Linked DNA regions of Homo sapiens: region 1 is linked to region 2. Evidence: chromatin contacts called from ENCODE Hi-C or POLR2A ChIA-PET data. All regions are on one chromosome and are shown on one strand. Each heading gives the region's core, a stretch centred on a gene start or an enhancer-like site at or near the end of the contact. The rest is flanking DNA. Distances are from core to core; before and after follow the strand shown. Region 1 overlaps STARD13 (StAR related lipid transfer domain containing 13). Region 2 overlaps USP12 (ubiquitin specific peptidase 12).

Region 1 (3,770 bases), core at 272-2,771, 6.1 Mb before region 2:
ATGATCAATAATTATGTCATGTAATCCTCAGAAGAGGAAGTACCATTGATGTTCCCATTTTAAAGATTAAGAAACGAAAACCCAGAGAGGTTAAAGTCACTTGTTCCAGTTAAACCCAAATAACTAGCGGAGCCAGGAGGTGAACCCAAGGCTGTCTATTGCTGTCTGTGTTCTGCCACAGCTCCAGGCTTCTCCTTAGAGTGGTTGTTGCTTCTGCTGCTGCTGCAGTTACAGTGACTACTCAGAAAAATACCATGAGGGATGAGGATCTTAACTATGGTGATAAAGAAATTATAAATACAAGAGATAGCTCCATAACTTTTCGGGATGGACAATGTTTACATGCCTTATAAAATTTTTATGTTTACAATTCCTAATGTATCTCTTCATGTTCTCTCCCCACTCCCCATGATAAGAACCCATTAATTTGAATTTATTACTGTACCTTCTGCTTGAGATTTTTATTCTACTTCAAGACACCTCTTCAGTGATTTGTGTCATCAGTAATTCTTACTCAGTAAAGTCTGGGTCACCTTACAACAGAAATTTCACTGGAATCATATACATTTTCTTCCTGCTTTTGGCATGACTAAAAATGTATTGAAAAGGGATAAATACAATAAACTACGAACATTAAATGAATTTAATATGAGTGGCAAGGAGATTTGAATTTTAAACTGCTAACATTATAGTTGCTTGAACTATTTCATATTTTATAATTCTTAGAGTAAAATTTGCCCAAATACAACATAATTTAGTGCCTGATTTTAGAAATGTGAATAAACCAAAACACTAGTTAAATTGGTACAAGTTGTCTGAAATAGCTGTAAACCCCAAGATTAATTTGTAAAGAAACTCAATAAACAAATGTCCCTATAGGACACCTGTTCATATTGTTTACACCAAATTCCTAAGTGGTCTGTCAGCATCTTAGCAAGAAGGAGATTTTCAAATGTGAACTCTTCCAGAAGTAAAGATGTTTAAATATTTAATGAAGTAGGAAATTGCACATATTTGCCTCAGGCAGCTGCCCCACTGATACTGAATAAAAAATACTCATAGAGTATTTTATAAGAGCTATTAATATAGAGTTTAACTTCTCCACCTGAATTGTAGTTCAGATTCTGAATCTCTAGCTGCAGGTTAAATCCAAATTAAATGAGATGAGTAAGGAAGCTTCAGGAAACAGAGTTTGTGTGCTTCAAGGAGGAAGAAGCCACCTCGGAGAACTGGCTTACTCTGAAAATGCGCAAATGATCCTGAATGATCTCTGTGCTCATTAGCACCCCTGCACACATTCTGCTATTCTCTCAGCACACTCTAGTCTCTTGACTCCTGTTTGGAAAGCAATGTTTCACTATTTCCCTCAAATCCAGGCCACTTTTATTTCTCTTCATCAAGACGGGTTGTCTCTAGGGGTCAAGATGGGCAGAGGTTATGTTGAGTCAGCAAAGACTCTCTGCTTGGCAGGTCATGGTCACACCCATTCCCGTAACTTCTCCCAGCATGCAAGAACTAGAGGCCACTGCCCAGCCTCTGAGTCAATGCCAGGTTGTTCTCTAGAATAGGCTGCTCCTGACCCAGTAACCAGCTCCGGAAGTTTCCAGGCTTCTCAAAGGAGCCTTCTTCTTTGAAGGCTCCCACTTAGTGTTCTTGTCCCGTATTTATATGTCAATGCAATTCTCTCTTTCCTGCTGATCAAGCCATTCTGTTCATGGGTGGCATGGAAGAGGTCATAACCTCTGCAACCCTTCTATGTGTCAAGAAAGACCTCTAGACTCTGCTGATGAAATACGTGACCCTAATTGCCTCTCCATGCCAATGGCAGACTCATTCCCTGGCTGTTTCTGACATTACCACCAGCTGAGCTAAACCAACAGGACCCAAGTTCCTCAGGGAGCACATTGTTTGGGCAATTAGTGGTTGAGCTCCATGGAAGTGTGATCCATGACTGTTGCTATGTAACAAACTGTCCCAAACTTAGTGGTATTAAACAACCATGTTATTATGCTCATGGATTCTGTGGGTCAGGAGTTTGGAAAAGACACGGTGGAAATGGCTTGTCTCTGTTCTTTGATGACTGTGACATAGGCTGGCAAGACCTGCGGGCTATGCCTGGCTCAGTGACTGGGCTCCAGGAACATCCGAAGCCTTGGGCACTTGCATGACTGGCAGTGGATGCTGCCTCTCGGTCAGGACCTCAGTGAGACTGGCAGCTGGTGCATCTACATGTGTCCATGTGGTTGCCCAGGCTTCCTTCTTCCCCACATGGAGACTGCATCCCAAGAGTGAGCAAGGCAAGGTGTGTGACTTTTTATGATCTAGTCTTGGAAGTTGCCTCTTCACTTTTTCTGTATTCTATTAGTCAACATAGCCATAAAGGTCTGCTCAGGTTCAAGAAGAGCAGACCCATTATTCAATCGGAGGAGTGTCAAATAATTTGTAGATTAAAAAAATATATGTTTGACACATTCAGTAATGCTGGGTTCCTGTCATTTTTTCTGGCATGTGGCTGGCACCTAACTGATTCATTTGACTGAATGCTCCAACTAGAATCATCACGCGATGTTCTTTTGTCCCCAACATGAAGAGAGTGCTCGGGTGACATTCCATGTATGCCAGCTGCATTGCACCAATTCTTTGGTTGTGACTGTGTGAATAGTTGCAGGCATCATTCTGTGCAGTTTCAAATACATTAGGCTCATTTAAGCCCCTACAAACCCCGTGAAACAGGAAAGAAGAACATACTCCCACTCCCTTCCCAAGATTAAAACAAAATCCAGAATCTCTAAGCAAGGCCAATTGGTACTCAATTTTATCCCAAACCTGGTTTTCCACCAAAAGTTCTCTCATTTCATTTGTAGCTGTTTACTTTGCTGCTCCTGAATCCTTGGGAGGTAGAATTAAAGTTTCTGGGTGATGTTTTATTAAACATTTAAAGGAGAGGGGGCTCCTTTACAGCAGAGGCTTGCAAGCAGGTACAATTTTGCCCTCCAGGGAACATTTGGTAATATCTGGAGATACTGTTGATGATCACAACTAGGGGGTGGGTGCTGCTGGCATCTAGTGGGCAGAGGCCAGTGATGCTGCTGAACTTCCTGTAATGTACAGGATGCTCCCCCACACCAAAGAATTATGTGGCCCAAAATAGTGCCACTGTTGAGAAACGCTACTTTACAGGGGGTTTTATAATCCTTCTAATAAAATGAGGAAACTGGGGTTCAGAGAAGCTGAGTGACTTGCTTAAGATTCTACGACTAGTAAGTGATGAGCCAGAATGTAGACTCTCATCTTGAGATCTTCGGTCTCATGTCTTTATTTCCTATGGTACTTGAGCTGGCCTTGCCACCTGCCTGTAGAGAGAGGACTTGGAGTGGGGAGTGGGTATTCTTGCTTTCCTGGAATTCTGGGCATCCACCACACCCATCTAATAAGCAGAAGTCACTGGGATGGACATTGTGCTCCTGCAGTTTTCTTTACTCATTAGGATCCAGGGGCAGGGCTTACATGAGCAGAGTGAAGATTTCGGTAAGGCCTGGGTGGGAACTGGACTCTAACCTCCCAGATCGAGACTTGTAAATAACAACTGAAAAACTAGAGTACAGGGTGTGTGTGTGTGTGTGTGTGTGTGTGTTGTGTGTGTGTGTGGGGGGGGGGGTTCTGGGTGTGGTGTGGGAGGGAAGTAAGATCTTATCCCACAACAATAAGCAAACAGCTAATTACTTGTAATTTTGGAGATAATTGTTTTCTCCTCCTGCAAACATGCCAAA
Region 2 (3,570 bases), core at 181-2,680:
AGAGAAGAGCTCATACATAGCACTTTGGTTTTTACAGCAGACACAGGACAAGGACATTCCTATTCTGAGTACTGCTCTTCTTGTTAACGTGCCCACCAGCTCCTCACACACATAGAACTTGAAACCAACGATCTTTTAGGACAGCCAGACCTACGCAAATGCAGAGGAAACCCTCTTGAGATACTTACACTAACCATCTTTCATTCACAAAGCCGTACAGCCAACCAGGGATTTCCAGACACTTGAGGACAACCAAGAGATTGGAACATGGAAGAGTCTCCTTCGAGGGGCAGTAATTTAATGAGTGAGGGCTATATTTCTGTTCCTTTGCTTTTTCTTTTTCTTTTCTTTTTTTTTGCCTTCCTGTACTGCTTTTTATTGGAATGATATTTTATGTTTTGCTAGTAACCTATACATTTTTTAACATGTGTAACTAAAATTTTCTTGTTTGAAGTTACTAACATTTCTACTGGCCCCTCTCTACTTCATAAGCCAATCTCCTTTGCACACATTAGCTACCCTTCAAGTATCTACTCTTTCTAGTTAATTGCTTTTTGAATACACCAAAGATAAAGCATGGAAGATATAATTATAGAAGCTAATGTAAATGTTATAATCCCTGAATATATGAGTAAGTGGCTGGGAGGTGGAGGAAATGAGGGATAGCAGGAAAGGTGAATGTGCTTATTTCCTTTTGTTTCATAGCCCGGATTTCTTACGTGCTATATGAGAATTGGTAAATCTAGCTAAAGATTTAGATGTAGAACCAGTAGAAGCACTAGAACAATACTCTACCCAGTGACACGTAATAAAAATTAGGAGGTGGCCTGTGGAAGGAGAGTTGGGAGGTAGTGTGTGTGTCAATTTCTCTTCTTGCAAAAGCACAGAATTAAGAGCTGTTGACTGAGGCATGCAATATATTATTTAAAGTTATGATAATCATTATTAAGAACTAAAACCGTTAATGGGTATTGTCTCCAGGGAAATGAACCTTAAGAGAGGGAGTGGTGAATAATACTTTGAGTTTTACACCCTCTTTACAGTTTGAATTATTTTTAGATTGTGAACTTAGAGTACTTATAAAATAAAAGGTTTTATACAAAGCATATGAAAGGGATTTGGTGCTTGTTCTGATATTTTAACTGTCCATAGGAAGCTAACCTCAGACTTTTACATAGGTTAAAGAGTGGTCTCTTTTCCATTTACATAGTGGCTTTCAAAACCAAGTGTACTTGAACAAGGTACTTCACTCTACTGGGGCAAGTTTCCATCACGTTGCTCACTTTGGTAAAATGATTACTTAGAAAAATCCAAATGACTCATGTTTCTAGTCATACCTTTACATAATGCTTTACGTTTTACAGCACTTTCACATTCACTATTTGATTTCTGTAACCCCGAGGTAGGCAGAGTAGGTATTTTCCTGTATGATATGGTGAGGAAACTAAGACTGAGAAAGTGACTCACCCAGAGTCACGTGGTTTGAGAAGTGGTGGTGGAGCTCACTGCTCACCCTCTCACCAGGAGGGTTTCACACCTGTGCAGCCTTCTGGCCTGCTATGGCTAAAGTGTCTCTTACCAGTTCTTACCTTTCTTCTTTGTAATGTACCCACACTCAAGTTCCCATATTGACTGCTTCCTGCATTCTGAATTTGTATTCAAATTGTGTTTAACATATGTAAATCTGTGCTTATTTTAAAAAATGAATTTTACTGCATTTTGAAAATGCCACACATAAACTTTGAGTGTCATTCAGCTCTTGTTATTTCTATAGCTGCACAACACTATTCCTTCCTTACTTTCATGAACTGATCTTTTCATCCAGAATTTTTCTGACACCCTTGTTTTTAAGCGTCACGGCTTGCTGAAGCAAAGTGGTGGAATTTAAATGTTGTTGCCTTCAAGAATTAGCTAATCTTTTGGACTTGTGATACTTGTGTAATCTTTTTGGACTTGTGATTTGACCTCATTTGATCCCTGCAGAAATGGTTCTCATCCAGGAAATTTGAGATTTCAACAAGTGACTCACTGAAAAAACCACGTTAGTCGTGGGGAAGTAAGCGTGCTCAGCTCTTGTTTTGGGACCCCAGTGTGATACCGTTGATACGATTGATTTAATAATACCTTTGACTAGTCATTCCAGTGTCTGGAATTCCTCAGGGATGGTTTCTGTCAAATTCTTTTTTCCTGCAAATACACCATATTTTCCTTTTTTTTTTTTTTTGGCATGTTTTGTGATTTTTTTTGTGTGTGTGTGAGAACTGAACAGTTTGAATGTTGTAATGTGGTGACTCTGAAAATCAGATTCTCCACCTCCTCAGTGATTGCTTTTTTGAGGCTTGCAGTCATCCATTTGTATAATGACTTTTCTAAACCAGTTTTGCAAAGTCTGTATTCCTTGTTGTGTGTGGTCACTGAAGTTTCTGTCTTACTATCTCTGGACAGCTATGACTTGATAGAGATTTAGTATAATGTCTGGATCCCCATCCCCCTCAATAAAGGGAAAAAAACAAGAAAGGTTGCAGCCTAAGGGGACAGAAACAAAAGCAAGAATCTGTGCTGTTTCCCCAGGCTACTGCCAGAACTGAGCAAAATGCACAATCCTAAATTGTTGAGGGCAAGGTTCCCGCTGCCAGCCCTGTTACTAGGCAGCTGCTCTAGGAGGTGGTCCTGTGCCCGCCTCTGGGGATGCTGAGGAGTAGGGAATAGTAGCTGGTTTGCATGCTGTGCTCTCTTCTCCCTTCATCAACTACTGCCCTGGGTGTTTAATGTCTGATTAGGTTCTAAGGTTCAGAATAGTTGATTCTGATGTATTTTTCAGCTTAATGGTTTTGGTGGAAGGACTAACCCTGGGAGCTTTCTACTCTGCCATTTTTCATGTTGGTCACTCCACTCGTATGTTTTGGATGTGACCGTGCTTCATGCCAGTTGGCAGCCAGTTCTTTTCTACTTCCCCACCATTTATCAAAGAGTGGTGCTTTCTTGTTGTTGAAAAGACCGAAACTACATTAATGGAATAAAGTTCTTTGCAGCATTTCTCTAACATCCTTCACAAAAATTATGCATACATTTATTTTTATTTGCTATTATTATTATTAAGAGATAGGGTCTCACTCTGTCGCCCAGGTCATAGTTCACTGCAGCCTCGAACTCCTGGGCTTAATGATCCTCCTGCCTCAGCCTCCCGAACAGCTGGGACTACAGGCGTGCTCCACAACATCCTCTGTAGAGACAGAGTCTTGCTATGTTGCCCAGCCTTCTCTAGAACTCCGGGCCTTAAGCAGTCCTCCTGCTCTGACTTCCCAAAGTGCTGGTATTATGGGCATGAACCACTGCACCTGGCCTACGCATAGCTTTAGAGTGACACTGTCATTTTATGAGCTGTTGATGGTGTGGTTACTAAGAATGGTTTTTATTTTTGCAGAACTTAAAAGTTGTTTTCAGTTCTTCCACAGTTTTATAGCTGGAAAATGGTAAGAGAGAACCACATTTTATAGGTCAGGGGAATCGAGGTCTAGAAAACAGGACTGGCAGAGATGCTGCTTTGTTCTTTCCACTTAACTGTGGTTT

The links. A loop is a pair of places that touch in the nucleus more often than their neighbours do. ChIA-PET counts read pairs that join two places held with the same protein, here RNA polymerase II (POLR2A).
Region 1: a map of gastrocnemius medialis shows a loop between it and region 2 (31-fold over the local background). The contact joins two enhancer-like sites. A Hi-C loop is called at or near these places in 1 of 168 maps with a recorded cell type or tissue (gastrocnemius medialis). POLR2A ChIA-PET finds 5 or more read pairs at or near these places in 1 of 52 experiments (MCF 10A).

The regions. Positions count from the first base shown.
Region 1 is chr13:33,262,527-33,266,296 of GRCh38, reverse strand. All of the region lies in intron 1 of STARD13 (StAR related lipid transfer domain containing 13), which reads left to right. Among named protein-coding and RNA genes, the nearest start is that of STARD13-AS, 13 kb to the left of the region's middle. Within about 2 kb of position 1,521, at least 9 of the 41 ENCODE cell types and tissues checked have a DNase peak (open chromatin) inside an H3K27ac peak, as active enhancers do.
Region 2 is chr13:27,129,216-27,132,785 of GRCh38, reverse strand. All of the region lies in intron 1 of USP12 (ubiquitin specific peptidase 12), which reads left to right. The region is part of intron 1 of USP12-AS1 (USP12 antisense RNA 1); the gene reads right to left. Among named protein-coding and RNA genes, the nearest start is that of USP12-AS1, 5.5 kb to the right of the region's middle. RefSeq lists a silencer at 1,566-1,615 and an enhancer at 1,646-1,715. Within about 2 kb of position 1,430, at least 12 of the 41 ENCODE cell types and tissues checked have a DNase peak (open chromatin) inside an H3K27ac peak, as active enhancers do.